Regions from separate parts of the Homo sapiens genome. Here region 2 is linked to region 1. A link is a loop called in an ENCODE intact Hi-C map of the cell type or tissue named here. Cell type or tissue: heart left ventricle. All regions are shown on one strand. Links, peaks and the distances in the headings refer to the core of each region. The heading gives the core; the rest is flanking DNA.

Region 1 (15,350 bases), core at 3,372-11,371:
ATGTTGATCTCATAAAAAAGAAACATGAGTGGTTGACACATCACATTGTATCTGTGTCGTTCTGTGCTCTGGCAGCTAGACCAGCTCTCACTTACAGCAACGGAGGCGACATAAAAGCAGAATAATCAGATTTTAATTATAATGGGGATTTCTCCATCCCATGGGGCTCTGGAGGGCAGGACTATTGTGTGACTTCTGGTTTCCAGGGAAATATATTTTCCTGTGCCACTGCTGAGATGCACTTTGTAAATGCTCCCCAAAGAAATACTGCAGAATGGGATGGCTTCTGGCTTTTAATAACCAGAGTGAGAACTGATAAAATATTTGAAAGAAATGATAACTGAAGAAATACATAGACTTCAAAATAACACTTTTAAGCTCTCAAGACTTTACCAAATCAAAGCATTTGTCTGCAAATATGATGGCTTCAGTCTCCACTTTATGGTATGTCTAATTGCTAGAAGAGGTAGAGAAAGAACAGCTCATCTTAAGAACAACTCCTCCCCTGAATGCCCACTACATTTGAGGCTCTGCCTCACTTTGCTTCCTGGCAAGATATACTTCCATCCATGGTCTCCCTGTCCTTTTCAAGACTTTATTCCAGCCATTGTTCTACCCAGGGATGCAAGGGAGAGAATCTCCCATCTCTGATGCGGGGAACTCTACATAACCTGATGAAGGGGACAGAACCATTCATCACCTGGTGCAGGAGACAGGACTGTCCATCATCTGAAACAGGGACAGAATCACCCTTCACATGAAATGCAACACAATCATCCACCACTAGATGCAGAGGACAGAACCACCTATCAATCACCTGATGCAGGGGGCAGAATCACCAATCATCTGATGCAGGGGGCAGACCCATCTATCACCTGATGCAGGGACAAGGCCATTCAAAACCTGAGGAGAAAGAGAATTACCCTTAAATCTCAGCCTGGATGGGGAAATCCTTAGGATCTGAGGCTGCTCCAGGGACCTATCTTCTCTCTGTGTCTGCTTCTCTCTTTTCATCTGCTCCTTCTCTGCTCTCTGCCAGCTGACCTCCTCACCCTCAGCTCCCACATGTCCAGTTTGAACAGGGTTTTGGATGCCCTGTTTGTCACTGAACCTCAATGTGCCCTTCACCTTCACCTCTGCTGTTCATGCCTCCATCTCCCAGATTCCTCTTCCCAGCTTATCTCTCTCAGCTCAGCTTTTCAGGACAGGCCATAGTAGGTCTTTGGAAGCCTGTAGACTGGCTACCGTAGGTCCTTTGACTGTTGAGTCAGTGGTGGTGGCACTGCAGAAACAGGAGGAAACAGGCACAGCTGCAGGTGGAGCATGTTCTCTTGGGAGGGCTGTGCCCCTAAAGTGGAGGTCAACCTCTTAGAAGGCCATTGGAGACCATCCAAGTTCTTAAAGACAACACTCCATCTCCTCCATGATTGTGTTCCAACTTACTTTCCCAACCTTCCACTAGCCCAGAGGAAGCATTTGCTGGGCCTTGCAAACCCCTCAGCTATCTTGCCTCTGCGGGCTTTCTCTCCATGTATGGGAAATCTGTCACATGTCCCAGCTCTAGCCATCTTTCAAGCCCCTTCCTTTCTGTAAAGCTTTCTCTGATCATGACTTACTGAAAAAAAAAAAGAAAGAAAAAAAAAGAAGGCTATACCTATACATTTTTCTCATTCCTCTGAGGTCTCTTTGCATGTGATATGGCATCTCTCCCCACCAAAAGGTAGACTCTATTTTTCTATGTTTTGAATCTTGGGCTTGACCATGTGGCTTGTTTTGGCCAATGGACATTAGCAAAGGGGACACAGGGAGGAGCTTAAAAGAGTATGCTCAGGGCTTTCTCTCTCTCTTGCTGGTAGAAACCTTTCATGAGAGGAAACTAGACTAGACTTCTGGAGAATAAGAGGCCATATACAGAGAGGTCACATCTTTCCCAGTCATCCTAAACATGTGAATGAGACCATGCTCAGTCATCCAGCTCTACTGAGCCAACCCTGAGCAGAACTGCCCAGCCCACTGCAGAACTGTGAGAAGTAATAAGTATGTATTGTTTTAAGCCACTAAATCTTGGAGTGGTCTGTTATGTGGCAAAAACAAACTGATGTGCCATCCCTCCCCATTTCCCATGCTGGAATCTCTCTCCCTTCTGGAACCCCATAGTATTTATCAGTATCTTTCATTAAGTATCTGTCGCCTTCTACATTTTCTCATGATTGTCTGTGGAAATACTTAACATGTATGGGAGAATAAACTACTTGAGGGCTGAGTGCATTCTCAATTCATTTTTTTATTTCTTCCAAGCTCTAGTCTTGTAGCATCTGATTGATCCCTGACACAAAGCAAGCCCTAAAATGTATATGCAGGAATGAGAAGCAATGTGGAACAGTGATTTAGAACACCAGTGTTGGAATATCTGAGTTAAAATCCCAGTTCTGCTACTTACTAACTGTGTCTTCTTGGGCAAATTATTAAACCATTTTATTTCGCCGCAGTTTCCTCATCTCTAAAAACGGCATAATACTGCAACCTACATCATGAATTACTGTGAGGATTACTTGAGTTGATGTAAGTTGTTAAATATCAATAAATGACAGGCACCTAGTGCTGCATCTGGCCCACCCAGCATGACGAGGCCACACCATGGTCCTCTCGGTTCTCTACAGCCACCAAATGTCATCTTGTCTCTCATCTACTGAGTGACAGGATCTACTGGCAACCCACTGATCCGATAATCCAGCATGAAGAGAGATGGCTGGACTCTCCCCAGGCTCTTCTCCCTCTATGGAGCAGAGGGGTATCTATTTAAAAGGGAGCCTTCAGGAGGTAGGTGGTAAATGCAGGCCTTTCAAGACTTTAGGACAAGCTGCAGGTGCCTGCTCTATCTTGCATGACTCCAGTGATACTGGGAAGATTATGGTATCTCTCTCCATCTCCATTCCTTCCTCTATAAAATAGGGGTAACTATATCTGCCTCACAGGATTGGCACGGGGCATAACTGTGCACGGCTCAATTAAGAACAGCCTTTACTACTAGTTTTCCTCCCCTCTTATCTCAGACACTTGCATCTCCACTGCAATGGTCCTGGCTATGTGGTCTTGCCTGAAGGAGACCTTAATTAACACTGGATATCTGCCAAAGGCCCCATTATAAATTCACCTAAATTTAGGACTGTCTGGAAATACCTTCATCTCCTGTGACCTTAGTTTTGACTTCCACCTCCATATATGGTGGCCATTTGCACAGCTGTAAAACAGGGCTGTGGCACATGACCACGTCTCCTCCATCCTTGGCTTGCCACAAGCTGCAGACCTGCACTGAATGTCAATCAGAACATGAAAGAGGGTGGTGCTGGAGAACACGGCTGCAGCAGACTCGATTTAACCTTCTAAACATCTTCCGAACTCTTCATTGCTATGGCTACCACTGTAGTCCAAGCTCCTATCATGTCTTATCCAAACAGCTGCCACTGCCTCCATCTCACCCTAAGACACATTCGGAAAGCAGAGCCTACAACAAAGGCTTCTGTGCTCGTTGCTTACTGAGGAGCAGCCCCAGGAATCAGAAGTGAGGGGTAGGCAGAGTGGAAAAAGAGGGATGGACAATACTGGGTGTGTAAGTGAGGTTACTGGTTGGGCACATAGAGCCTACCTGGAACCTTCTGAGCCTTCACCATCCCCTGCACCTTGTTGAGGGTTGCTCCTGGAAGCATGAACTCCCCTCACTTCCAGATTGTGCCTATGCATGGGCCAACAGAGCTCATGCAACTGGAAGCTCTGGGGAAGAAAGCACTTGAGGTTGGGGTTGTTAGTGTGAGGTGGGGTGAAGCAAACGTGGAAGTTTCCCCCCTGGCTGCAGCTGGACTCAAAGGTGAGACTGAGTGGGCATGGGCCAGGCACTGCTTGCTCCTTGCTTTTCTCTGCCCTGGAGCTACGGTGACTGTTTTTTCAAAATGTAAAATGTATCTGTTACATATGCTTTCTCAACTGTCAGGATACAATCCTAACATGGCCTGGGAGACCCTGAACCAGCTTTTGCCCAGCTCTGCCCACCACTCTTGCCTCTTCTCCTCCCACCACTACCTCACTGTCTGCAATTGGGCCACGCTGCCTGCTCATCATTTCAACAAAAGTGCTGTTTCTACACTGACCACAGGGCCTCTGCACATGCAACGCCCTCTTTCACTAGCGAAGCCCTATTTGTTCTTCACTTTTCAGCTCAGGCATCACTTCCACAGAGAAGTCTTTCTAACTCCATCTCTAGGATGGGCCAAGATCCCTTGTGAGCCTCTTTGAGAATCTTCCTTTACACACAAGGAACTGGTGTCCGCAGCTCCTCCCCTTACCTGGGGTGAGGTTGGGGGCAACAGAAGAAGGGAAAACGACTCACTTCTCAGCGCACGCCTCCGGGATCCGTGGCCACTTATACTATGTTCTTGTGTTGCCAACTGAAAATATCAAGTGATTAAAAATTAATCGGGCTAATAAGGCAAGTGCCAAAATTGTTAATGGTTATCTGAGCTTTCTGGTGGCTGTATGCATGAAAGACCCTCCTTCTAGATTCCTGCCTTTTCCAGGTTTCCTCTCTTCTTCTGTGTCCTCTCATTGCACAGCTGGCGTCTCCCTTTCCGTGGGACCTGTGCTATTCTCTTCCTGAGACTAGCTGGGTCCAGGAAAACATATCTTCCTGGTTCTTTGAGTGCATGTCACCCTTTGTCCAAGCCTTGGGCTCCACCACTCCTTAAAGGCTTGGAGGAGAGAGCCTGCAGTAAGCAGTGTCGGGAGGAGACAACTCGCAGGAACCTCTCAAGGAAGCAGATGTAGATGTTTCAGCCACCTGGTTTAAGCAGATCACAAAACTTAGGCAATAAATTTGACTTTAAAGCCCTCTGTCAACTACGACCAAAAAAAAAAAAGATTCCGGGGAAGTTTTCTGATTTGGAGAAATTACATCCAGGAGTGTCTGTTGCGTAGGTTTGGGAGAAGTTGCCAATTTAAAACCTTTCTTTCAAAAGATTCAGCCTGTCCCCGCAATCACTTGGTTTTTTTCTTCCTTGCTCATTCCTGGTTTTAAGCTCTTCCCCCTGGAGACACCCCACTCCATTTTTTTTGTCTCCCTCATTCTCTTCTGTCTTGGTGCACCCCGTCTCTTCCCTCTTCCATTCCCCTCCTCTGTGTTCCTCCTCCTTTTCTTCTTTCCATTCTCTGTCCTCCCCACCTTCCTTAATGCTCTCCTCTCTCTTCATCTTCATCTTCTCACACACCTCCCACAGGGTTCCCATTCCAGGGGCTTCTGACAACTTGAAAGACTCTAGAGAACAAAAGAGAACTCAGCTGTCACTAAATATTCCTCCCCGCTCCCCCACCAGTCCCTTCCCCCAAGGGCTTCGGAGTAGTTCAGGCCCCAGCTCTCTCTCTTTCTGTAAATGAGCCTCTGCCACATTTTCCTTATAAATAAGAGCCATTCAGAGCAGTTTTCTCTTGAGCTGCCTGGGGGATGGGAAGTGTCCATCCCATCTGCATCCCGCAGCCCACCATGCCGTGCTGTCAGACACCGTCCAGCCACTACACCTGAAGCCCAAAGGCAACCCATGGTTCCTGCCCAGCAAGCCCAGGGTGAGTGTGGCATCTCCCACTGCCCTGGCACCCAGCTTCAGCAGCCCTGCCCACCAAGGCTCATGGAGCCTTGGCCAGGGAAATCTGCCTCAGGCTTGGTCAGTGTTTTAGGCAGAGAAGTCACTCCTGAATGCAGTTTAAATGTCTTTGGCAGCAACAGAACACGAAGGTCTTTTAAAGCAAGTCGTCCGCTATCTGTCAGAACAGGGGAGCCAGTTAAGATTTTATTACAGTTTATCTCCAGAGGTGGGGGTGGCGAGGGAGGGCTCAGGAGTTATTTTCCATGTGTGAGATAGACTAAGTCCTGAGGCTTGCTAAGTTTATAGATCACCAGTTGCCAGAGTTCCTTTTGCTTTTTACCCTGGAGGGGAAAAATAAAAAATTAAAACATCCACTTACAGATCAATTGCATCGTCTGCTGCTCAACAACATATGGGCCTAGGGCAGGAGGCTGTGAGCCAGGCCTCATTACTAAAGATCCCTGCAAAAATGGGTGCAACCCAGACAGCCTCTCCCTCCAAACCCCTGACCCAGGGATTGCTGTCCATGCAGCTGGAACAATGAGCACTTGTGGGGGTCCTCCCCCCATCAGTCTAGGGCCAAAGGATATCAGCTAGGGCCCCGAAAGCAATACGAGGTCTTCTACCACGTTTTTATTTTTCTTGCTTGGCTTTCTTTGAAATTTACATCCCAGAAGAATATCCTGGAACTTTTATAGATGAGGGAGTTCCTTGGGAGAGATGGAAAGGGGAGGAAGAGGAAATGGGAAGAGATTGGCGTGGGTGCAAGGAGGAGGAGGTAATGATCATTTAAAGGAGAAACGGAGGATGGAAGTGGGGTGGCGTGCAGAGCTGTGGTGGAACTCAGCCTCGGAGCTGGGCTTGGCGGGGTTGGAGAGGCCCTGGGCTGCAAGCAGGGGATCCTGTGCCTTTGAGGTACAGACTTTGAATCCACAGAAGTGTGTGTGTATCGCCCCACTTGATCCCAGCTTGCTTTCCTTCATCCCTTTATTCATTCATCTGAAAGTCCTCATGGGAATTTGTTTTGTGACTGTTACTGGGGACACAGCAGTGTACAAGACAGGCACGTTTCTTCTTCTCTTGGAGCTTTCGACTTGGTATCAGCCCATTTGCCTCTGTGAGGAGAGACAGTCGAAGCACCCATGAGTCGTTCTACTCTCAGAATCCAGCTCTGCCCGTGGTCTGACGAAGGCTGAGCCCCAGAGCTGCCACGTGGAGAGGCTGCTTGTCCACAGGCACAACTCCTGCAGGGCACAGCAGAAAGCGAGGAGGCATGCTGCTGGAGAAGGCCTAGCAGCAGTAACCGCCACCCTGCCAAACCTGGCCTAACATGGAAAAGACCCAGGCAGCCAACGGCCTCCTGAATTAGGTTGTTTGACAAAGCAATGAATGTAGCCTGGAGAGAAGCAGGCTGGAACTGCAGGGCATGCTACAGCTATCTTCAAAGATCTGAAGGAGGTCATAGAGGGGGCATGGTGGAGGTATGTACAGCGGCTCCAGAGGACACAGTTTGCAATGCTTGCTGGAAGTTATAGAAAAAGGAATTTGGGCTTACTGTAAGAAAAAATTACATGAAACATAGTAATGAGCTCCCTGTTCTTGGAGGCAGACAAGCAGTGTCTGCACCAACCTGCTAGTTAGTGATGGCACAGAAGAGGTGGCTGCACTGTATGAAGCTGGGCCTGCACGGTATCCCATGCTCCTTCCAATTTTAATACTTTATGATTCTGTAAAACACCGAGAAACTTTATTTTTAAAGCCACAAACCACTTATTTTTAATTTGGGTGTTCCTTTCCCATATTATTATTATTTTTTGTGGTGTGGGAAAAAATGTTTCCAAGGCCCTTCCCTTCTTTGCTGCCTCTGAAAAGCCAGACCTGGGCACGTTTTCACATGAATATTTTACCCTAGAAACTCCGGGCAAACGGGGTCCAGTGCCTTATACACTGGGAAACTGCACAGCTCTGAGCCCCTGAGAAGTGCGTAGTGTTATCTCCAGTTTATTGTTCATTCTTAGAAGGTACTCTGATGATTATTTAACTATTTTCCTGTCTTGGTTTGAAGAGGCAGGAATTAAATGTCAGTGAGTGTGTGTAACAAGAACTATGTAACCCTGCCCTTTGGGAAGAGTGTGTGGGGGGAAGCTAAAATTACTTAGATCATGTAGGGCTGCGCTTTGAGGTTCTCTGGAGCAAGGCTTGTGATGCCTGGGACAGCAGAGCTGGCAACAGCGGGCCCAGTGCCCTCAAGCCCCTGCTTCCTGCCTGTTTCTCTGGAAGTCAGCTGAGCTTCATGGCCACCCTAGAGCACAGCCTTGGAGCCCCTCTCCGCACACGTGGGTGTGCTGCCTGTCTCGGGTTAGCCATGGCCCATGAAGCTATCTCTGACTCCTGAGCAGCCAGACGTGGGGTGGGGTGGGGTGGCAGGGTGGGAAACCTCCCAGTCACCAACAGTGACCTTGGTGAGGCGCTGGGGGTGAGTCAGATCCTCCTCACAGACTACACACGGCTGCCACCTCCTGGAACTTGCCATAACCCAGGCAACTCTCAGATCCTGGGCCTTCACTTGTGATGTCAGGGATGGGGGCATTGCAAAGGAGGGAGGCGGGGACAATGGCTGGATGTTACCTGCTCTCTACTCTGGAAACCCAAGGCTGGAGGCTGCTGCAGCTCTGGGCGCCCTGGGGGCTTCTGCCAGCCCCGCCTGGCTTCCCTCTTGGAACAGAATGGAATCCTCACAGGTTTATAAAACCAAGCCTGATTTCAGGAAAGGGGGTGTCCTTTGGGGCACCTTTGATTTATCCTGCCATCCTCATCCACATCATGCCCCACAAGAAGCCCTTTCTCTCTGAGCCGAGGTGCTGTCACAAGCTGTTCAGAGGCCCCCATGCCCTAGTACCTCTGAGACAAGCAGTTGCTGTGGCAAAGGAGAGGCACCAAACAAAGACACTGGCCCTCTCTAAAGACTCTTGGTGACTCTAGAGCCAGAAGTCAACAGTGGGATGGACAGATCATCTCCAGCTCCTGTCTTCAAAACGCACCTGTGTTTTAACGGCTCCCCAGGGAAGGAGATCCAGTCACTGGCTAACATTCTGCGATGGTGTCTGATAGCCCTCACCAGCTCCAGAATGTTCCTATCCCTCTTAGGCTTTCTTTTTGTATCTTCATCACTCTGACGTTGGTGCGCTTTCAGGCCCTGTTTGCTGCAACCCTGACTGGAACCTCCACATTTAAGTTCCTAATGAAATCTTCTCTTTGACTTTTGCTCATTTATAAAACTTTGTGCCAGCTCTTGGGGTCCAGAGAAATCAGTTTCTAGACCAAATGCCAAGTGCCATCTCCCAAATCTGCAGGTGAGGGTAGTCACTAAAATGCCAAGTGACCTGTCTGCAAGCCGACAGCTGAGGGTGACCTTGCTGGCTGGGCTAGGCCAAATGGGCTCCGGCGTTCAGTGTGTCTCATTTCTCTGCTATTTGACCTGGTTCACATTTGGCTGCGGGGATTGAGCCCAGGCAGTGGGCCCAACTCAGCGGTGTCCTCTGGCCTCTGCACAAGATCTTTATCATGAAGCTAGGCAAGGGCTGTATAATCCTTTCCGTTACTTCAGGGTAATGGTCGAGGTAGGAAGGAGCTCTGGGTGACCTGCCTGGAAGAACAGGTTGAGGTTTATAAGGTTGATTTCAGTAGGTTTTGGGGTTTAATGGGTAGGGAAAGGAGAGGGGCTGGCTGATGATGGCCAGGCCATAGCACTGAAGTCCAAAGACCCAAGGTATACAGAGGTCAAAGCTTCAGGTTGGGCAGGAAATTTGTGCAGGCCAGCCTGGAGAGCATTCTTAAGTCTTGAGGATGGTACATTCCCCAAGGGCAATGACCACTTCGTAAATGTATTTTCACTCCCTTAGAAAACTCAGCACAGTACTGTCACATAGTATACAGATGATGGTCAAGAGCACTGAGTTCCAAGCCCTGCTCTAGGATTTAGCCTTGTGACTTGGGCGAGTTAATTAAATTATCTTCTCTGTGCCTCAGTGGGCTCGTTTGTTAAATGGAGATAATAATAGTACTTGCCTTACATGACTGTTACAAGGATTAAATGAGAGGATAAGCAATTATAGCAGTGTCTTGCTAATAGTATTAGGCACACAACAGGTAATGATTGAGTGAACGGCTAAAATTCAGATGGAATTATATTGCAGGAGGACTAAATTCCTAGTTTGAGGCTGTTTATCTCCAGTGCTTGATTTCTGGTATTTGTCACCTATTTTATATGCTAGAGAGTTTTATAATTATTTAAATCATGTCACCAAGACAGCCTGGAAGAAACTAGTACATGTATTGAAACCCCTTCCACCTCGAGGCTGGAAGCTGGGGCCAGGCAAGCACTGCCGCCACGTTCGCCACACACGTTTAAGTTCAGGGGCTGAAATGTGCAATTTTTTGCTGTTGATGGAGCTACAGCTGCCTGGACAGACCTAGGCTACACTGTTCAGCCCCGTGCTGCAGCTGGCTCCTCTCATGACCAGAGGCCAACATACATCCCATGGTTTGTTAGGGTCAGGGCAGCCACCTGGGGCCACAGACCAGAATGCTGCTCACTTATCTCCTTGGGGATTTGCATTTAGCCCTTGGCCTTGCTGGCCCTCTGCTCTGGCCACCTGAGAAAGCTGGCACAAGACAACAGGAAATTGGAAGCTATGTCACAGGTCAGGTGTCCAGGGAAAGGCCTGAAGGTGACCACCCTGGGTGTCATGTGGAGGGAAGGGAGGACACCCTGGCAGGAAAGCCTGGACTCAGCTTGGGCTGTAGCCAACCCCTCTCTCTTCAAAGCACCCACCAAAAAAGCTGTAACAGAGCAGAATGGCTGGGCCTCTCTCACCCCTTCCTTTCCCGCACTGAGCTCGCCTGTGCACCGGCCTCAGGACTCGCCTGCCAAGTCCCTTGGCTTCCCTCCGCAGTCTGTGGAATCTGAGCAGGATGATCCCTGGCCCAGCTGTTAGGAATCATTTTGAGGATGAAAACAATTAAGCTGGGCAAGAAGCCCACCACCGAATCCTGCCCCCTTTTTTGCACCCTTGCCCATTGTTCTCCTTCACCCCTTTCCGGGTCACCTTTTCTATCTATCCACGAACCTGCTGAGAACATTCACTGACAGTGTGCTGGCTTTGGAGGCACCCGCCCAACCCTGTGGATTTGGAGATCCTGGGGTGTGGGAGGAAGGGGTAACCGGATTCTGGAAGCATCTCCCCCCACAGGAGGCTCGGCCAGATTCAGCCAAAGTGCTGGCCATCTGTGTAACGTTGCTAAGCAGTGTCCTTTCCTGGACTTGTCCTCCCTGCCCTCTGGGCATCAGAACTCTTGGTGCTGAAGTAACAGATATGCACACTGAGGCATGTCTAAGGAAGGCTGTGAGCCATTTATCCATCCACCCTAGGCAGCCCTTCAGGCTCTGCAGGCCAGAGAGCTCACTGCTGCATCTGAAGAAGTTCCTCAGATATTTTGAATGTTCCCTGCAAGGGCAGGACTAGCTGAAGGAAGTGCTAGACAGGGTCCTGGGGCTCTGGACTCCAGCCTGCGAGCCAGGCAAGGGGATGACGGCAGCATCTTTGGTCTCTGGTGCTCCACATGGCTCCTGAACTCCTCTGGACGGTGTCTGTCTCTCCTGCCCCCCAGGCCACTGTGTTCTTCCCGCTGCTGTGTCCTGGTATCTAGGACCATGCCTGGCACACAGTAGGCTCTCAGCAAATTTGTCTCACTAAGGCTGACAATGCCCACTTTCTGCAGCAGGGCCAGCATCCTTTCTTCACGTTAAGGCGTTGCTATTCCTTCTTCACCTGGGTTATTTGCCTTAAGTATCAAAGTCCTAAGCTAAAGAAACAAAACGCTAAGGTGGATGATTTCAGGCATCGACAAGGGAGAAGAAGGCCTGTCTTGGGGAGGAGGTGACAATGGGAGCTTCGGGAAGACAGAGAATGCCTGTGAGGCTCAGCTCCCCAACTGTCCCTAGAACTTCTTCATTATCTCTGTGGCCCCAGGAAAGGGACCCAGAGGCTGGCCCATGCCCAGTGTGAAAGCTGGCAGCAGGCGTGCAGGGGGAGGGGGGAAAAGCAGCCCGAAGTGCATTTCTCAGTGCATTTCTCAGCACATCACCTTACTCTGATCCACCCTGTTGGTGAGGGCGGCTGCCCCGCCCACCTTCACAGCTGCCGGGGTGTGGCTGGGGAGGGGAGCCTGGGCTGTGAGAACAGATGATTTCAATTTAAGCAGCATTTGGGGAGAGTCCTGTTCCACTTGCTCATTTTTCTTAGCACTCCCCCCACCCCTGCTCCGAAACTTGATTCAATCAGTGGTGGATGGGAAAGGCCCGTTTCCATGACAACCCCACTGTGAGAGAGAAAAATCAGCCACAGAGCAGGCTAGAATTTTATCTGGAAGAGGGCACTTGGGTAGGTTTAGAAATGGAGGCCCAGCAAACAGTGCGATGGGCTCGCATCCCATGGTGGGACCTCGGACCCTGGAGAAGGCATGGAACACGGGGTGCCATCAAGGATGTTTATGCTCAGAGAGACACACCTGCTCGTTGCCTGGTTTCCATTAAACCTGCCTGATCTCTCTGGGCTCCAGTCCTACCGCTTGGGTTTATTTTCATGGCTGATGTAACCCAACCAGACTGATGAGTCTGGATCTTTCTCTTTTTCGTACAGTGCTTCCTGTTTAGTTAAGCGTGTTCAATATTTCTGTGCACATTCATTTCCCATCTGATGTTTCCAAAGATGACTGTGGTCTCGATTTCATCTTCCAAGGCGAATGCTCTGGAGCCCAAGGACCCAGATGTGTTGATAGAAAGCATGGTGTGGACATCGTTCACAAAGTTTCGATCCAAAGGGAGGGGATCTTTGGGAAAGATTAAGGGTTTCAGTTCAATCTCTACACCCTTTTAGAGTTGTAGAAGTTGAGTTTCTAAGGAGAAATTATTGGCTGGACGTAGTGTCCCAGCCTGTGTCCAGAATGAGATGTTCAGGAAAGGTGTTTCTAGGAGGGACGTTGCTCTGAAAATGTCCAAGTCTGGGCTTGAGGACTCAGGATACATTGACCCCTATCATTCTCTGAGATTCTCAGTCTGCTGGTTTCCTTGCAGATCTATATGCCAGCCCAGCTCTGGGCCTGGCAGAACTCATGGCCCTAGGTTTGGAAAAATCCCCAAATGTAATCTCCTCCAAGGGTTTTGCCCTTCACTCTGAACTCCATGGGGCCTTTTAAAGTAGATTGAATCCATATGTTTCTGATTCATTTACACTTAACTCATCAGAATGTTCCTTTTTTTTAAATGCGTGATTTGTTGTCTTAAGATGCCTTTGCAGTCTTGTTTATAAGTGCTTCTTTCGCCTTTAGAAACAAGATACTATGTCTTGTCAAGGCATGTGTTGGGGTGGCTGTAGTAGAGACCTTCTAGTTTCAGGTCTGAGTCTCATTTTGGTTCCTAAGAGGAAATGCACTATTTTTGCAGAGCTGCTTGGTTTGAGTGTTAAAAGATTTCATTTACGCTCTGAGCATGGGTTTGACAGGAAATATTTTTACTCCTTCCCTTAGGTTGGAAACTCAGTGAACGCCGCTTCTGAGTAGCAAAGAAACCTTGGGAAAATTACTTAATCCTTTTGGTCCTCCAGTCTTTCCTCTGTAAACTGGGGATGAAAATACCCCCACATCACAGGGCTGTCATGGCAATAATGTACTTCAAGATGTTATAAAAACATGAGTCATAGAATTAGCTGGGGTTCCTCTAAACAAGCCCATGCATTGCTCTAGCCTTTCCTTCATATGTCATCCCTTGGGTCCGCTTTACTCCAATTAATACATCGAGACTCAACCCAAACATCACATAGTCTAAGATCTTCCTTGTATATCAGCCTTGACCCCCGAAGAACAGTCCGTCAGTCTCTCCCCTGTGTCCATGCAACATCTTACCCATGTCTCTATCCTCCGACTCATCACTTGTTAGCAATTTGTTTATATAGCCCTATTTTCCCTTTATAAAACTGAGATCTCCTTGAGGGCAGGAAAATTATATTCATCTTGGTATTTCCAAAGACATGGACAGAGTCTGGCTCATGGAGGGGCTCAATAATAGTTGAAAATAAGAAAAAAAGACAGCAAAGGGAATACAATGCTATAAATTCTTTTGGGAAATCAGGATGAATCCGGTTAACTCCACCTGGCTTTGTAAGAAGTGAGGCTAAGGAGAAAGTAATTAGTAAGATTTCTCCTTTTTTCTGTAAGAACTGTTAATGCCAATTAGAGGGCAGCTTCCAAAAACCACCAGTAGCAACAGCACACTTCTTCAGTAACTATATCAGCTCCTTTGGTCACGCCCAAGTTTTTGAGACAAAACTAGAGATACCCAACCCATAGGGTCATATGTAATAATAAATATCAAGGTCCTACAGTAGAATTCCAAGCTATTTCCTTCTTTAAAGTATATCATGTGTAATGGGAAAGAGGAAAGTCTTTTCCCATTTTATGAAGGATTTTATTGTCAACACTGGTCCTCAATCCAACACTCTCTCTCAATCCATAACCTATGAGCATAGCCTTGGAGAAATAAAAAATAGGTCCATATAAATCCAACATTCAGAGTCATTGAATGTTAGATATGTAAAAAGCAAAGTGTGACTGCTAGTCACTGTAGGTCTTGGGGCAGCAAAGAAGCATTGAAAAGATCCCTGCCTTTGAGTATTGGTTGTAGATAAAGAGGCACAGCTAACTGCATGGCAGAGAAGATTCTGATAATTGCTAAAACAAAGGAACAAAGCATGGATACAGAGGAGGGAAAAGTACCTATGACCAGTTTAATCTGGGAAGGCTTCATGGGGGAAAGGTGGTAACATTTGACCTGAACTTTGAAATACAGCTAGAACTTGACAGATGGTAATAGAGAGAGCTTCCAGACAAAGAGAATAACCACCTGAACATAGTTCATAAGGTGGACATGTGCAGAGCATATTTTATGAACATCAAACAGACCAGGCTGGAGTGTATAGTTACTGGAAGGAACAGTGAGAAATTAGGCCAGAAAGATAGGCTTGAGCTTGAAGTTAAGGACTTAAGACTTTATATCACTATTTTTTATTATGGAATGACTTTTTCAGAACTATGGTATAGAAAGATCATCCAGGCCACAGTGTAATAATAATAGTCATCCTTTATTGAATACCTGCTATATTCAAGCAACCATTCTAACTGATTTATATGAATTAATTCATTTCATTGTCATTTCAATCTATGAGGTAGATTATGTCCCATTTTACAGATGAGTAAAATGAGGCACAGATAGGCTGGGTGACCTTCCCAAGTCCAAACTGCCAGAAATCAATAGAACCAGAATTCAGATCTTGATTTTTGGCCCCAGACCCCATGCCCTTAACACTTAACACTCTCATAGCAAAGAAGCAGAAAGCAGGCAATTAGAAGCTATTTCAGTATCCAGTAACAAGTTCTGAGGGCTGAATGGAAACAGTGGTTTAGAAAGAGAAAGAAAACATGTATGAATGACATAGTAGAGGCACTGCCCCCAGTTTGCTGTGGAGTGGAGGATGGTGAAGGAGAGCAGAGTCAGAGAAGACTTTGTGGCTTGGGATTTGAACCACAAAAGGCAAAGTAAATTTCAATGGGAAGGTGAAGGGTTCAGTTTTGAACATGTGGAACATAATACACATGTGATACTAT
Region 2 (15,350 bases), core at 3,015-11,014, 170 kb before region 1:
GGATGGCCTGTCTGGGGCAGGAGCAGGGAGAATGGAGCCAGCTACGTGGATTAGTCCATTTTGCATTGCCATAAAGGAATGCCTGAGAGTGGGTGATTTAGAAAGAAAAGAGGTTGATTTGGCTCATGGTTCTGCAGGCTGTACAAGCATGGCAGCAGCATCACTTGGCTTCTGGGGAGGCCTCAGGAAGCTTTATTCCCAGTGGAAGGTGAAGGGGAGCAGGTGTGTCACATGGTAAGAGAGGGAGCAAGAGAGAGGAGGAAGTTCCAGGCTCTTCAAAACCCCCAGCTCTCATGCGAACAGTGAGAGCTCACTCATTCCTGTGAGGGGGGCACCAAGCCATTCGTGAGGGACCCACTCGCATGATCTAGACACCTCCCACCAGGCCTCACCTCCAACACTGGGGGCCACATTTCAGCATGAGATTTGGAGAGGACAAACTTCCAAACCACATCACTATGCTTTCACCTGAAGTCAAGCTGCCAAACTCTTTGTTGTCCCTGGTCATCTAACGAGTCCACTGGCATGTACCCCACTCCTTCGTGTACCCCATTTCTGGCCCAAGCTCCCTCACATCAGGTTCCCACCTCCTCACCTGCCTGTGGCTGATCTTTGCCCCTTCTCCCTTATTCTTGGTCCCTTCTTTCCCAGTTTTCTCTCTCTTTGTGGTTGGTCCTGGCTATCTGCTTCTCCTCTCATTGTCTGCTCCACTGCAATCCACCCCATGCTTTTTTATTTCTGCCCTGATTTTTCCTACTGCTTCCTACCTCTGTTCATCTTAGGCTCTGCCTTCCCCATTCCCTTACCTCCCTTCCTCCCCCAGGCTCTGGGTCTGTGTGCTCTAATGGGAGCCTAGGTGAAACACCGACAGGGGAGGACGACCACAGTAAAAGACTCAAGTAAAAGAAACACCATGGGCATGGTGGCTCATGACTGTAATCCCAGTGTGATTGGGAGGCCAAGGTGGGTGGGTCGCCTGAGGTCAGCAGTTTGAGACCAACTTGGCCCACATGGTGAAACCCCGTCTCTACTAAAAATACAAAAAAAATGAGCCAGGCATGGTGACACACACCTGTAATCCCAGTTACTCGGGAGGCTGAGGCAGGAGAATCGCTTGAACCCAGGAGGCAGAGGTTGCAGTGAGCCGAGATCGTGCCACCGCACTCCAGCCTGGGCAACAGGGAGAGACTCCATCTCAAAAAAAAAAAAAAAAAAAAAGAAAGAAACACCATGGCGACAGGCAGGAGCAACTAGAATCCCTTGAAAGAATTCAAGTTCCTTTAATGTAGACTGTTCCTAATACACAACGGGGTGATCAGAGCCAGTGAAGCCATACTGCTGCCTCTGGCTCATTGCAGTCCGTTTTTAATAAAGGCTACAGCTGGACACAGTAAGCAGAGGAACTCGAAGTTCCGCCCAGTGCTGAGATTCTATGGTTTGCAGGATATTACAGCTGTAATATTTTAAATACTTTAAAATCATGAATACGTATCAGTTTTAATTGATCCAGGCCTAATCTTAGCTAGAAGGAAGAAGGCCCGGCCACTATCTGAGCTCTGTTGAGCTATTTGACAGGCTTGCCTGTCCTCTTGGCACTGCTGCCGCCGGAGCCAGGGAACTCTAGCACACCCAGAACTTTCACGGAGGCCAGAGTTGCTGCTTTCCAATTCCTCCCACAGTTTAGGGAGGCGATGAGATATCGGTGCTCTCATTCCATGTTGCTGTGACTTCCAAACATCATAAAGCAAACTGAGAATGGCCCTGGCCGAGCCGTCAGCCCCAGCCTTGCTGTACTTCTGGTCCGGAAGAGACCGGATGGGAAGCCTCCAGGTTCTCAGCTAGGGTAGGTCGTATGCACCTGGATGTCAGCATCTCCTCTAGTTCCTGAGGGGCCTCCTTCCTAGGCTCTTCCACCAGAATCCAAGTTGCTACCAGGCACAGCACTGCATATATTTCTTGGCTTGACTAGCTTTTGCCCAAGTGTGATGGTTAATTTTTCTGTGTCAATGTGGCTAGACCACCATACTCAGCTATTTTGTCAAGCACATCTGAATGTTGCTGTGAAGATATTTCTCAGATGAGATTAACATTTAAATCACTAGACTGAGTAGATCACATGAAAATATGGGTGGACCTCATCCAATCCTGTGAAAGCCTTAAGAGCAAACACACTGACATCCCCAAGGAAGAGGAATCTCAGCCTCCAGACGACCTTCAGAAACAAGACTGCAACATCGACTTTTCCTCAGTCTCCAGAATGCCAGCCCATCCTGTAGCTTTAGGACTTGCCAGTCTCCACTGTCCTGTGAGTCCATTCCTTAAAATAAATCCCCCCAACGCTGCTGTGAGTGCACGCATGCATGTGCACACACAAAGACACACAGACACACACACACACACACACTATTTGCTCTGGGGGGCTAATATGCCAGGTGAGGCCCAATCTAGACACAGCACAAGGTGGTCTTTCTTTCATTGTTTAATTTATTGCTGCCACAAGATCCTTAAAGCAACTCATTGAGTGTCCAGGATTAAATTAGCTCTTGGATGGTTGACTGCTGGTAACTAGGAGCTATCGGCCTTTAGGGTGACCAACATCCTGGTTTGCATGGGCTGAGGGATTTCTTGAGCTGTGGGAGCTTCTAGGGGTAAAACTGGGAAACCTAAATAAATCAGTCAACCCAACCACTTCAGCAATTTGGGCAACTGGGTTTTTTCCATTCAAATGCCTAAAATTTTTGAGACTGCACCTCTGGTGTACTTACTAAGAAACTGTTGTGCCTAACGTCTCCAGATCTTGGTTGTTGATGCAACAAGCACACAACCCCTGTCACAGACATGCCATTTTAAGGCCCTGGTGTTGCATCCAAGAACCACTCAGAGCCTTACATAAACATATCTTCTAATGTCCCCAAAGCACTTTAATGATGAGTGTGCCTCTTGCCAGCAAGCACATTTACATGCTGGCTGTGGAGTATTCTTAGGATTCTCACTGCTGGCTGCCACAAGCCACGGCCGACCCTGCTTAGGTTCTTTTCTGTGCTTGGGAGCCACAGCTGTGTATCTCTGAACCCTTCTTTCTCAAATGCTAGTGCTCTGTGACTTCCAGTTTTCTGGCAAATTCACCGTTGCCCGGCATGAGCCCTCCAAGTGCCCTTCTTGTGGTTAGCTCCAAAGCTGAATGTCTGTGTGCAAGCCCCTTAATAGAATCTAGACAAGATCAGGCCTCTCCCTCTGCCAAACCCCTTTCTGTGTGGACACAGTTTCTTGACGGCCCAATCTGTAAGACTGGACAATGGAGAAAGTCAGCGTTTAAGAGGTTAATGCCCCTCGCCCGATTGCCCCACTTCTCTCCTTCCTGGGTGGTGTGAGTTGGGGCCTCTCAGAGACTGAAGTCTAGAGGGCCCTCAGGCATTCAGGCCCTCCGAGCCCAAACAGTTCCACATGGCATGTGGGTTTTGATGTGAGAAGCTGCACATAGGAGATGAGTGTGTTGCTATTTATCAGACACTAAACTCCTTGCTCAGAAAAGCCAAGCCCCTGCACTCTCGCCCCATTAGAGTTGCTGACCATGAAACATACTCATCCGCGGAGCCACAGATAACTGCGGGTGGAAGTTGAGACCCTCGATGACCTCTGTGGCAGGTACTGTGTCAGGCACTCCACTCTGGGCAGTAGATAACACCACCACCATTTTACCAATGAGGAAATGGACTCAGATTAAGTGGTATGTTTGGTGTCACAGTAAGCAAGCAGTGAAGCTAGGCTTTGATCCCAAGTTTCTCTGACTCACTCCAAAGACCAGAGTCCTTCCTCTGATGCTTCACAGCTTAACAACATGCAGATACATGACATGTTCCAATCTCAACTTCATCCTCTGTGGACTCAGAATTAGGATGGCGTGATAGATTGTTAAATATGACCACAGATTCCTCCCATCCCCGTGTGCATGTCCTGTGCACGGCAAGTTTGCTGTTTCTGCCACCATGAAGTGGAGGCTTACTTCACTCCTTCAAACTGGGCTTGGCCAGGGAGCTAGTTTTGGTGAACGTGATGTTAGCAAATGTGATGGGACATGAGGCTTGCCAGGTGCTTGTGCATTGGGACTTGCCTTCTCTTGCTGCTGCAGACCCTTCCTCCCCCACAGAGCAGCTAGAGGCATAAAGCGTAGGCAGCAGCTAGCACCAACTGCCAGGAGGGCAGATGATGCCATCTTAGACCAGCCAGCCCCCAGCTGATCCTCCAGCTGACTAGAGCTGCATGAATGATTCAGGAGAGACTAGGAGAAGAACTGCTCAGCTCAACCCAACTTAATTATGTATAGATTTGTGAGCTGATAAATCACTGGGCTGGCTTGTTATACAGCAATAACTGGTATGGAGGGTAACACCCTCCCTTGGGCATAGGAACTGCAGAGGTGCATGTGTGCGCACACACACACACACACACACACCATCCCATGTTGATTTAGCTACTTGGTTGATTTCACTACTTGGGAGAAGGCCGACCACTAAACGCTCAGAGAGTGCCCCACCTGGATGGCTGTGCCTTTGTTTCCTATCTTTCTGTCACTTCCCATTACTTTCTTGTTTCAGACTCTTTGTGCCAAAGTCCCTGTGTTGGCGGGGGGTTGGGGAGGGGGCTGGTGATCGAGGGGGTGGCACTCAGCATTTCGCTGGGACTCATTGCCCCTCTATAGGATAATGGGATAATGGATTAGTTCTCTCGCTCATTGTTGGGCCTTGCACATTCTAGAGCCTCAGACCTTGCAAGAATTCACTGTTTTTCCTTCTTTCCGTTAAGCTCTGGGTTCAGCGGTTTTTGCTGGGTTTTGGGGAGGAGAGGATAGTGGGAGTGACAGGAAGATAGACTCTGATTTCCCCATGAACGAGGATGAGATGAGCTAGAAAATGATGAAGAACTTCCACTCCAGGGTAGAGTTGATTTGTCTATAAGAATAAAGATTAATTTCTCCCATACTCATTCTGCCCTCTGCTCATCTAGTTTTTTTTTTTTTTTTTTTTTTTTGAGACGGAGTCTCCCTCTGTCGCCCAGGCTGGAGTGCAGTGGCGTGATCTCTGCTCCCTGCAAGCTCCGCCTCCCAGGTTCACGCGATTCTCCTGCCTCAGCCTCCTGCATAGCTGGGACTACAGGTGCCCGCCACCACGCCACCACACCTGATTAATTTTTAATAGAGACAAGGTTTCACCGTGTTAGCCAGGATGCTCTCGATCTCCTGACCTCGTGATCTGCCCGCCTTGGCCTCCCACAGTGCTGGGATTACAGGCATGAGCCACCGCCCCCGGCCTGCTCATCTAGTTTTTAAGAGAAGTTTGTATTCCCCTTATCCTTATGAATGTAACATAGGCCTTATTTCTTATGAATAAAACCCTTGTCTAATTAAGTTTTCTGTCTGGTAAAAACAATGCCAAAGGTATAAATGTCCCTTCCCTCCCAATAATAGACCTGTTGATTGAGTAGGTTTATTGTTGTTATTATTATGTGATGTTAATGCACCTAAGCAGTGTCTTAGATTGTCCAAAGAAAGCATCAACGTATCTCAGATTATCCATGTTTCGTACTTTTTTAAAAAAGAAAGTAAGACGTGGTTTGATATTTTTGCTGAAATCACCCAGCAACCATCTACAACAAGGGATGGTGAACTTTCTATAAAGGGAAAGACAGTAAATATTTTAGGCCTGGCTTTCATGTGGTTACTAACCGAACTACTACACTGCTGTCGTAGCATGAGGGCAGCTGTAGGCAGCAGTAAATGAATGAGCATGGCTGTGTTTCAATAAAACTTTATTCACAAACACTGGCAGTTGGATTGGCTTTGGCCCAGCAGTTTGTAGTTTGCCAACCCCCATCTAGATGTGGAGATTCTGAGCTATGGGCATACAGTCTTTGGGGTTGTAAGTCAGTCTTCCCAAGATGAGCTTTTATGTACACTGGGAAGCTGGTGTTGTAAGGGGCCTCAGATAAGCCTAGACTGGTATGAAATCTAGTCCCACCCTCTCATTTTACAGATGAAGCAATAGAAGCTCAGAGAAGTGAAGCAAATCACCCAGAATGAGGCAACAGAACTCATGCTCCTGACACTGAGCCAGGGCACAGCAGTTGCTACATACTTTCTTTGAGTACTTCCAGTATGTTTCCAAGAGCTTTAACAATAATAACACCTAACATACAGATGTTTGCCAGTTTATCATTTAGAATGGTGAGAAAATATATCTTGTTTTATATATGAACAAATTGAAGCTCATAGACTTTCAGTGACCTGCCAGTGGATTCAGCTAGTCATGGATCTAGACACAGACCCATGCCTTTGGACTCTAAGGCTGGCACTATTGTGCTGTAGAAACACGTTCTATAGATAATGCCTCAGCTGCAGAACAGAAGAAGTAGAGAGAAACTGGTAACTTGCCATTGACTCGGTAGCTTTGGTTCTGAATGTATTTCTGGGTAGAGCAATAGAGGGGATCCCTCTTGGTTCCGTCTTTGAAGATTTGATGCTGTGAATTTGGACCTGGCCTGGCAGCAGATCTTAAAGTGACCCCTGCTCTTGAAGTTAAGGATCTCTAGTACTTCCTGGTGCTGCCCCATTAAATGCAAGAATCTGGCATCTACGTAAAACTTTTTTTTTTTTTTTGCATACGTTTTCAGGGATTAGAGAATGCAAGGCACTTGCTGAATAGTGGTCATTAGGTATGGAATAATTCAGGTAGACAAGCTCAGCTTTAGAGATGCTCCCTGCAGCTTTTTTCCTCCCGGGGGAGAGAGGTGGAGAGTAACTGTGTCTTGGTGGTCAGGTACACCTAGCACAGTACAGGGTGCACAGACAGCAGGACACTGCCTGGTTTATATCAGTCCCACCCCTTCCACCCTCTCAGTGACACTCAGTGACACTCTGCCAGGGCAATGGTGCCTGGCGACCTCTTCCCACTCACATTCCTGAGCACTGCTGAACCCAGCCCAGCTAAGCAAAGCCTGCCAAGCAACTCGGCACACAGAGTGCAGTGAACTGCCTAGAAGAATGCAGGGACTGAGGCCAAGGTCTGCTTGGCTTTGTTATCATTTATTTTGGTGTATTTATTTAATTGTATTTGCAATTTCTTCTTCATTTTCCTTCTTTGCTCTTGGATGGCACGTGACAAGGACTTCCTGGCATCACATCTAATTATACTATTTTTAAATTTTCCCTTCACGCCCCATCACTGGCAAATGTTTTTCAAAAAACTTGATGAGATTAAAACTAAATTGACCAGATGGCTTCTTTGCACCTAATTAACACAGTCCACTGGTGCCAGATTTCCAGGGCACAGGGACCCATTATCCTCATGCTTACTTCCTTGAGCTGCACCACTCTGTTCTGCCTTGTATATTTATCAACTCTGGAAATGGATTTAAGGAAATGCACAGGTGTTACTGAGCTAAGAGGAGTCTTGGGGCTTTAGGGTTTGGCAGAGAAATGCAGCAAAATGTGCTGGGAAGAGTCCCTAAGTTGCATGAAGGATCATCTTTTCATCTTCCAATTCTGCTTCCTAAAGCCCAGCTAACAAGGAGAGTAAATGGTCTAGAACTAGAAAGCTAGACCTGGGTTTCATGTTCTGTCCCTGTTGTGTTCATTGTCCAAATTTGTTAGAGGGTATGAGAATTTTCTGGTTAACACTTAGATTCATGCATCCATCCCATATTTTCTAAGTTCCTCTAACATACCAGACACTGAAATAACAGCTGGGGATATCATTACAAATAAGACAGGCAGTCTTTGCCATATCAGAACACATAGTCTATTTGGGGGAAAATATTAAAAAAGGTAGTTCAGGTGTTGTTGCAACCACTTCTTTTCCTTCAAATGGTAGTATTCCATAAACTATAAGGCAATTAAGAGATTTGGAGTATGTCTCTGCAATATCTTCTCCGGGGCCTACAGGGTCATAAGCCTCTCTATTGTTGACAGCCGTGAATGGCCCAGCATCCAAACCTGCCTATGGAGCTGCAGCCCACTTCTCCACTGGATCCAAGAAAGGAATACAGAGGAGCACTCCTTTCCCCACGCAACACAATGGGTTGTGGTACATACGTGACGTTCCTTATGGAAGAGTTGTGGTGATCTCAGAAGGAAACATTCCAACTCAAAAGGACAAAGCCTGAAACTGTACTTAGAACTTCCTATTTTATTACACAAAGGAAAGAGACTTTATCTTGGGCCTTCACAAGGAAGACATCCTTCTCCGACCTGGCTGTCAGGTTCACTTTTATATTCATGTGTATTTCTTCTTTAAGCCTCTCAATCTGCCACCTCTCAAATGTTTTCTCTGGAAAAATACATTTCCTCCACTGGCTGAGGCTCTAGGTTCTTCCTTTCAATCTTCAGTCTCAATTAGCATTAACTAGATGAGCACAGATGTTCACTGACTCTAAGTTTCTCAGGCTACACAGCCCATGAGTGAGTGTGTAAGTAGATCCTGTACCTACCAGTGAAATTGTGACCTGCTGGTTCCCGACTTAAGTGGTATGTTAGCTAAAGATATCACTCTAAGATAAACATAAGCTTTTCTTAGTGTCCAGATAGTTAAATCCCATGATGGAAAAATAATATTTCTGTATTAGCAGGCCTTTCTGGCTTAGTCCCTTGGGAATGATAGGACCTCATTAGTGGGTGAAAGGGCCCCAGGCTCTTTCCTGTTCTGATCAAGCCTGGAAGAATCACACCACAGTAACTTCAGTTTTTAATGGTTATTCTATTTATAATTTGGGAAATAATTACAGTTCTGATTAAATTATGTTGTTTTTAGTTTCCCTCAAATGGGAGGAGGAAGACTGCAAATTTGTCTCACTTCAACAATTTGTACAAATTATTTACTTACCGTTGTTATAATTAACCCAGAGGAAAAAATACAGGGTTCCATGATGTGCACAGCTGGGGACATCAGACATGATCTGGCAAGAAAGGGAGAAGGTTCCTTAAAGAGTTGAGATATAAAAAGTAACTAAGCGTCTTCCACTTCCAGTCAAGATGGAGTAATGGGGATTGGATTTACCCTCACACTTGACCCAACTACAGCACTGGACAAAATGTATGAAACAATGACACTCAGGACATTGACCATCAAGTGACAAAGGAAAAGTAGGAGGGGAGCCCTGTGATTACTCCAGCTTGCAACCTGCAAAAAATATTCAGGTCACAGTGCAGGTAAGAATCAGATGTTTCCTTGAGTTGGGAAGACAAAATTAGGAGTCCAGGGAAGCCAAGGCAGCTAGAATTTCCACAGAACAACCACCATAAATGAGAGATCCAGGCAGAGAGAATTCCAGAGATATTCAGGAGATTCCTGTCAAGTACTCCGTTGAGCGTGAATCAGGCCATGCATGTGAGAAATTATCCAAGGCTGGGGAAAGAATCACCTTGAGAGGATTAGAGGAAACAGTAACCGAATGTTACAGACAGTCTGTTTCCAAAAGCCACAGTTGAAAACCCGATTTAAGGGGCATCAGCTACAATTCTAAGAAGTGTCTTACCTCAATAGTGGGAAAAATTATCCCTAGGCTAAATGCAGCTCTGGTCCCAGCTAACGAAGTTTAAAGCAAGTCCTGAAAAGACCAACTGTTTTTGAGTAACCTAGCCACATTCTAGAATCAAACTTAAAAATTGCTCAATTTTTCCCCAAATCTGATTAAAACTGCAAAGCCACAGGCCTAAGAAGTTCAACAAATCCTAAGCACAAGTAACACAAAGAAAACCACATAAAAATGGTTAAATGTTAAAGTGTTTAAATTTTTTAAAACCAATTATGAAGAGAAAAATTTTAAAAGTAACCACTGGAGAAAGACATATTACATACAGAGGAACAGGGTAAGGATGACAGATTTCTCTCTGGAAACAATGCAAGTCAGAAGACAGTTGAAAAGCCTCTTTAAAGTACTGAAAGGAAAAAAAAGCCCCCCTAGAATTCTTTACGTAGCAAAAATATCTTTTAGCAGTTATGGAAAAATACAAACCTTTTCAAATATATAAAAGCTGAAGTAAATCATCACCAACAGACCAGAATTATAAGAAATGTTAAAGGAAGCCCTTCAGGCAGAGGAAAAGTGTTACTAGATTAAAAACCTCAATCTTCACAACAGAATGAGTATCACAGGAAATGGTAAATATATGGTTAAATATAAAGACTATTTAAAAAAGTTTAGTTATATTCAAACACAGTAAACCATTTAAGTGAAAAACAAGAACACTACTTTGGGGTTAATGACATGTAGGACGTATATAACGTGTAGAAAATATATAACAACCACAGCACAAAAATGAGATGGGAGAAATAGAAGAATAATGTTGCAAAGTTTTCACACTACACTTGAAGTTATCTAATATCACTTGAAGGTAGACTATGATAAGTTAAAATGTGTATTATAAACTCCAAACAATTTCTAAGCATGATGAAGGATTATTTTTTAAAAAGAAAAAAAAAAGAGACTGGGCATGGTTGCTCACGCCTGTAATCCCAGCACTTTGGGAAGCCAAGGTGGGTGGATCACGAGGTCAGGAGATTGAGACCATCCTGGCTAACACAGTGAAACCCTGTCTCTACTAAAAATACAAAAAATTAGCCAGGTGTGGTGGTGGGCACCTGTAGTCCCAGCTACTTGGGAGGCTGAGGCAGGAGAATGGCATGAACCCGGGAGGTGGAGCTTGAAGTGAGCCGAGATCTTGCCACTGCACTCCAGCCTGGGCAATACAGTGAGACTCCATCTCAAAAAAAAAAAAAAAGGAAAAAAAAAGAGATTAAATAGGATCAAAAAAATAAACAGTCTAAAGGAAGGCAGAAAAAACTGGGACACATAGAAAACAAATAAATTTAAATCTAACCACACAATCACCTTAAATATAAATGGCCTAAACCCTGTAACTCAAAGGCAGAGAATAACAGATTGTATAAAAAATAAGGTACAACTTTATGCTTCCTAGAAGAAACTCATTTTAAATATAAAAATACAAACATTAAAACTGAAGGATGGAAAATATATGCTAACACTAATCAAAAGAAAGCTGGAGTACTATATTACTATCAGATTAATGTATATTTCAAAGAAAAAAAATACTACCTAGGATAAGGAGGATTGTTTTATGACAATAAAAGGGCCAGTTCAAGAGGACATCAGAAATCTATAAATGTGTATGTACCTAATAACAGAGATTCAAAATACATCAAGCAAAAACTGAAGGTAGAAGAAATATACAGTACATGAAACTAGGAGAAATATACAAATCCAAAAATAATAGTCAGCTATTTTTACACCCCCAACTGTTAATAGTTGACAGAACAAGTAGATAGCCGTAAAGAAGACTTGAAAAACAGCTGTAAAGAAGACTTGAAAAATACTATTAACCAACTTGGCCTTAAAATTTACACTTATAGAACACTCCATCTAACAATGGCGGTGTACACCTCAAATGCACATAGAAGATTTACTGAGATATACCATGTTTGGGACCATAAAACAAATGTCAATTTATTTAAAAGGATTCAGTTCATGCAAAGTATTTTCTAGGGCTGCAATCAAATCAAATTGGAAATCAATAACAGAAAGATTTCTGGAAAATTCCCAAATATTTGGAAACTAACTAATATGCTTCTAAGTAACCAACGGGTTAAAAAAAAAGATATCAAAAGAAAAATCAAAGAGTATTTTAAACTAAATAAAAGTAAAAACAAATTATCAAACCTTGTGGGATGCATCTAAATCAATACTTTTAAGGACATTTATGGCAATAACACCCATATTATTGGAAAGAAGAAAAGTTTTTAATCAATGACCCCAACTTCTACGTTAAGAAACTAGAGGCTGGGCATGGTGGCTCATGCCTGTAATCCCAGCACTTTGGGAGGCCAAGACGGGCGGATCACGAGGTCAGGAGATCGAGACCATCCTGGCTAACATGGTGAAACCCCGTCTCTACTAAAGATACAAAAAATTAGCCGGGCATGGTGGCATGTGCCTGTAGTCCCAGTTACTCGGGAGGCTGAGGCAGGAGAATTGCTTGAACCTGGGAGGTGGAGGCTGCAGTGAGTCGAGATTGCACCATTGCACTCCAGCCTGGGCCATAGAGCGAAACTCTGTCTGCGGAAAAGAAAAAAAAGAAACTAGAAAAAGAAGAAGAAATTAAACCTGAAGGGAAATAATAAAGATCAAAGTGGAAGTCAATGAAATAGAAAACAGAAAACTATAGAGATAAACAATGAAACCAAAAGCTGTTTAAAGTAATCAATAAAGTTGATAAAGTCTAGCCAGACTGACTGGAAGAGACAGAGAGAGAGAGAGAGAGAGAGAGAGAGAGAGAGAGAGAGAGAGAATGTTATAGTATCAGGAATGAGAGAGATGACACCACACCAGATCCTATATGTATTACAAAGATAGTAGACAATATTATGAACAACTTTATGTCAATGAATTAACAACTCAGATGACATGGATAAATTCCTTGAAAAACATAAATATCCAAAGCTCACTCAAGAAAAATAACTTGAATAGCCCTGTATCTATTTTAAAAATGGAATTTGTAGCTAAAAGTCTCACGAAGAACACTACAGAGGCCAGGTGTGGTGGCTCACATCTGTAATCCTAACACTTCGGGATGCTAAGGTAGGAGGATCTCTTGAGGCCAGGAGTTTGAGACCAGCCTGCTCAACATAGCGAGACCCTGTCTCTACAAAAATAAAAAATAAATTAGCTGGGGTTGGTGGTGGTGTGTGGCTGTAGGCCCAGCAACTCGTGAGTCTGAGGCAGGAGGATTGCTTAAGCACGGGGGTTCAAGGCTACACTGAGCTATGATCTCACCACTGGACTCCAGACTGGGTGACAGAGCAAGACCCTGTCTCCCTTAAAAAACAAATAAACAAACAAACAAACAAATTCTTATTATTTATTAGCCTTATATCCTGCAAAGCACAAAATAGGTTTGAAAATAAACTATATTTTTATGTTGTAGCAATAGACAATCAAAATTAAAATAAAAACACCATTTACAATAAAATCAAAATACAAAATATTTTGGGATAAATACGGCAAATGATGTGCAAGACATGTACTCTGAAAACACAAGGCAATGCTGAGAGAAAATTAAAGAATACTCAAATGTGCCATGTATCTTGTTTATAGGTTGGGAGAGTCAGCATTGTTAAGATGTTAATTCTCCCTATATTGGTCTATAAATTCAATGCAACCCAATCAAAATTCCAGCAGGCTTTTGTATAGAAAATTTCAAGCTGATTTAAGAATTCATCTGGTAATATAAAGGACCTAGAATAGTCAAAACAACTTTGAAGAAGAACAACTTTGAAATAAGCCTTGAAGACACATTAAAGATTATTATAAAGTTAAAACGTAGCATTGAACTCAAGGGGGACAAATAGGCTAAAGGAATGTAATAGAGTCTAGAAATAGATCCACACATACATAGCATATGCAGTCAGTTGATTTCTAAATTTTATTTTATTATTATTATTTTTTGAGATTGAGTCTCACTCTGTCGCCCAGGCTGGGGTGCAATGGCGTGATCTTGGCTCACTGCAACCTTTGCCTCTCAGGTTCAAGAGATTCTCCTGCCCCAGCCTCCCTAGTAGCTGGGATTACAGGTGTGCACCACCACACCCATCTACTTTTTGTATTTTTAGTAGAGAAAGAGTTTCACCATGTTGGCCAGGCTGGTCTCAAATTCCTGACCACAGGTGATCTGCCAGCCTTGGCCTCTCAAAGTGCTGGGATTACAGGCATGAGCCACAGCACCTGGCCTAGATTTTATTTATTAATATATCTTTTTTTAAAGAGAATTTTTAGGCTTACAGAAACATTGAGCAGATAGTGCAGAGTTCCCATAAACCTCTGTACTACTTTCCGCTCACCACCCTACCAGTTTCCCCTGTTATTAACATCTTGCCTCAGTGTGGTTCATTTGCTACCTCTGGTGAACCTACACTGATACATTATTATTTACTGAAGCCCATAGTTTATACTAGGCTTCACTCTTAGTGTTGTATGTTCTATGGATTTTGACAAATAAATAATATTATGTATCCACAGTTACAATATCTTACAGAATACTTTCACTACCCTAAACATCCCTTGTGTCCCACCTATTCATCTCACTCTCCCTCCCCCTGAAAACCTCCCCTCCCCTGGCAATTACTTATTTATTTATTTATTTTTTACCGCCTTTACAGTTTTGCTTTTCCCAGAATGTTATATAATTGGAGTCATACAACAGATAGCCCTCTTAGAATGGATGCTTTCCCTTAGAAATATACATTTAAGGTTTCATCCATGTCTTTTCCTAGCTTGACAGCTCATTTCTTTTTAGTGCGAATAGATGTGCCATGGTTTGTTTATCCGTCCGCCTACTGAAGGGCATCTTCCTGTTTCTGGCAATTAGAAATGAAGCTGTGATAAACGATGGTGTGCAGGAGCCCTACTGATATGGTGGTAATATGTTGGGGGGAAGGGAAACTTTCTATTATCCTGTGACTGGATGTCAGTCATTGAGAGTCTGTGCTGCTGAGGTGTGACATTCAGGGGTGCTTCTCAACTTTCCCTTTCCCGTTTGGAGAAACAAGAAGGCTAGAGGAGGCTGGAGCTATTTCCCTTACCCCACATAGACAGCCACAGGGAGCTGGTGTTGGGGACATCCCTTCCCACAGGCCCATCAGGATCTGATAAAACCCCCAGTTATGCCCCAGTAGAAGAGGTTCCTTTGGGGGCAGGCCTTTGTTAAGGGGAAGAGATCACCCTGAACATATTTCAAAATGATTGCTCCTCTCCCCTTGCTGGAAACAAGAGGAGATTTTCTCTAATTTTCACTCTGAGATCTGGGTGGGGCTCCTGGACGTAAAACTTATGAAAGTGTGGGGCTCCCCTAAGAATGGGCTGCTAGGACTTTTTAGTCCATAGCTTGGTCTCCAGCAATGAGTCAATTATTGTTTAGGTGTTCCTACCACAGCTGGGGCTTCTGCTCCTGTAAGCTCTCATTCTGTGCATCTACCTTTCTCTCAGTTTTTGGGGTAGTAGCATGGCCTGTGACCTTTCTCTGATTGATCAAAGAAGAGTTGTTGATTTTCAGTTTGTTCAGTATTTTCCTTGTGAGGCTGGAAGTGATGGCAAGCTCTTTACAAGTGGAAGTTGGAAGTTGTCAATTGCTTTTGAACAATGATGCAAAGCCAGTCCATCCAGTGAAGAATGGATGGTCTTTAAACAAATGGTGCTGGAACAATGGGACACACATATTAAAAAAAAAATAAAGAAAGAACTTTGATCCGTACCTTGTACCACATGCAAAATTAACTCAAAATGGATCA

What was found. Hi-C counts contacts between places; a loop is a spot of excess contacts. Peaks named below come from ENCODE experiments on the same cell type or tissue, not always from the same donor. Only the 100,000 strongest peaks of a DNase experiment are listed, where the experiment ranks them.
Region 2: it touches region 1 in a loop (2.6-fold over the local background); 7 of 110 quality-filtered maps call a loop at or near these places.

Annotation. Positions count from the first base shown.
Region 1 is chr11:130,819,838-130,835,187 of GRCh38, forward strand. No RefSeq gene overlaps it. Among named protein-coding and RNA genes, the nearest start is that of LINC02551, 35 kb to the right of the region's middle. RefSeq lists enhancers at 6,232-6,811, 6,812-7,390. In heart left ventricle, for the core only: a CTCF peak has its summit at 8,160 (motif pointing left); DNase peaks (open chromatin) are centred at 9,094, 10,184, 10,554, 10,882 and 1 weaker place; H3K27ac peaks cover 1,162 bases.
Region 2 is chr11:130,647,086-130,662,435 of GRCh38, forward strand. No RefSeq gene overlaps it. Among named protein-coding and RNA genes, the nearest start is that of MIR8052, 12 kb to the right of the region's middle. In heart left ventricle, for the core only: no CTCF peak of the experiment used is centred there; a DNase peak (open chromatin) is centred at 6,956; H3K27ac peaks cover 3,129 bases.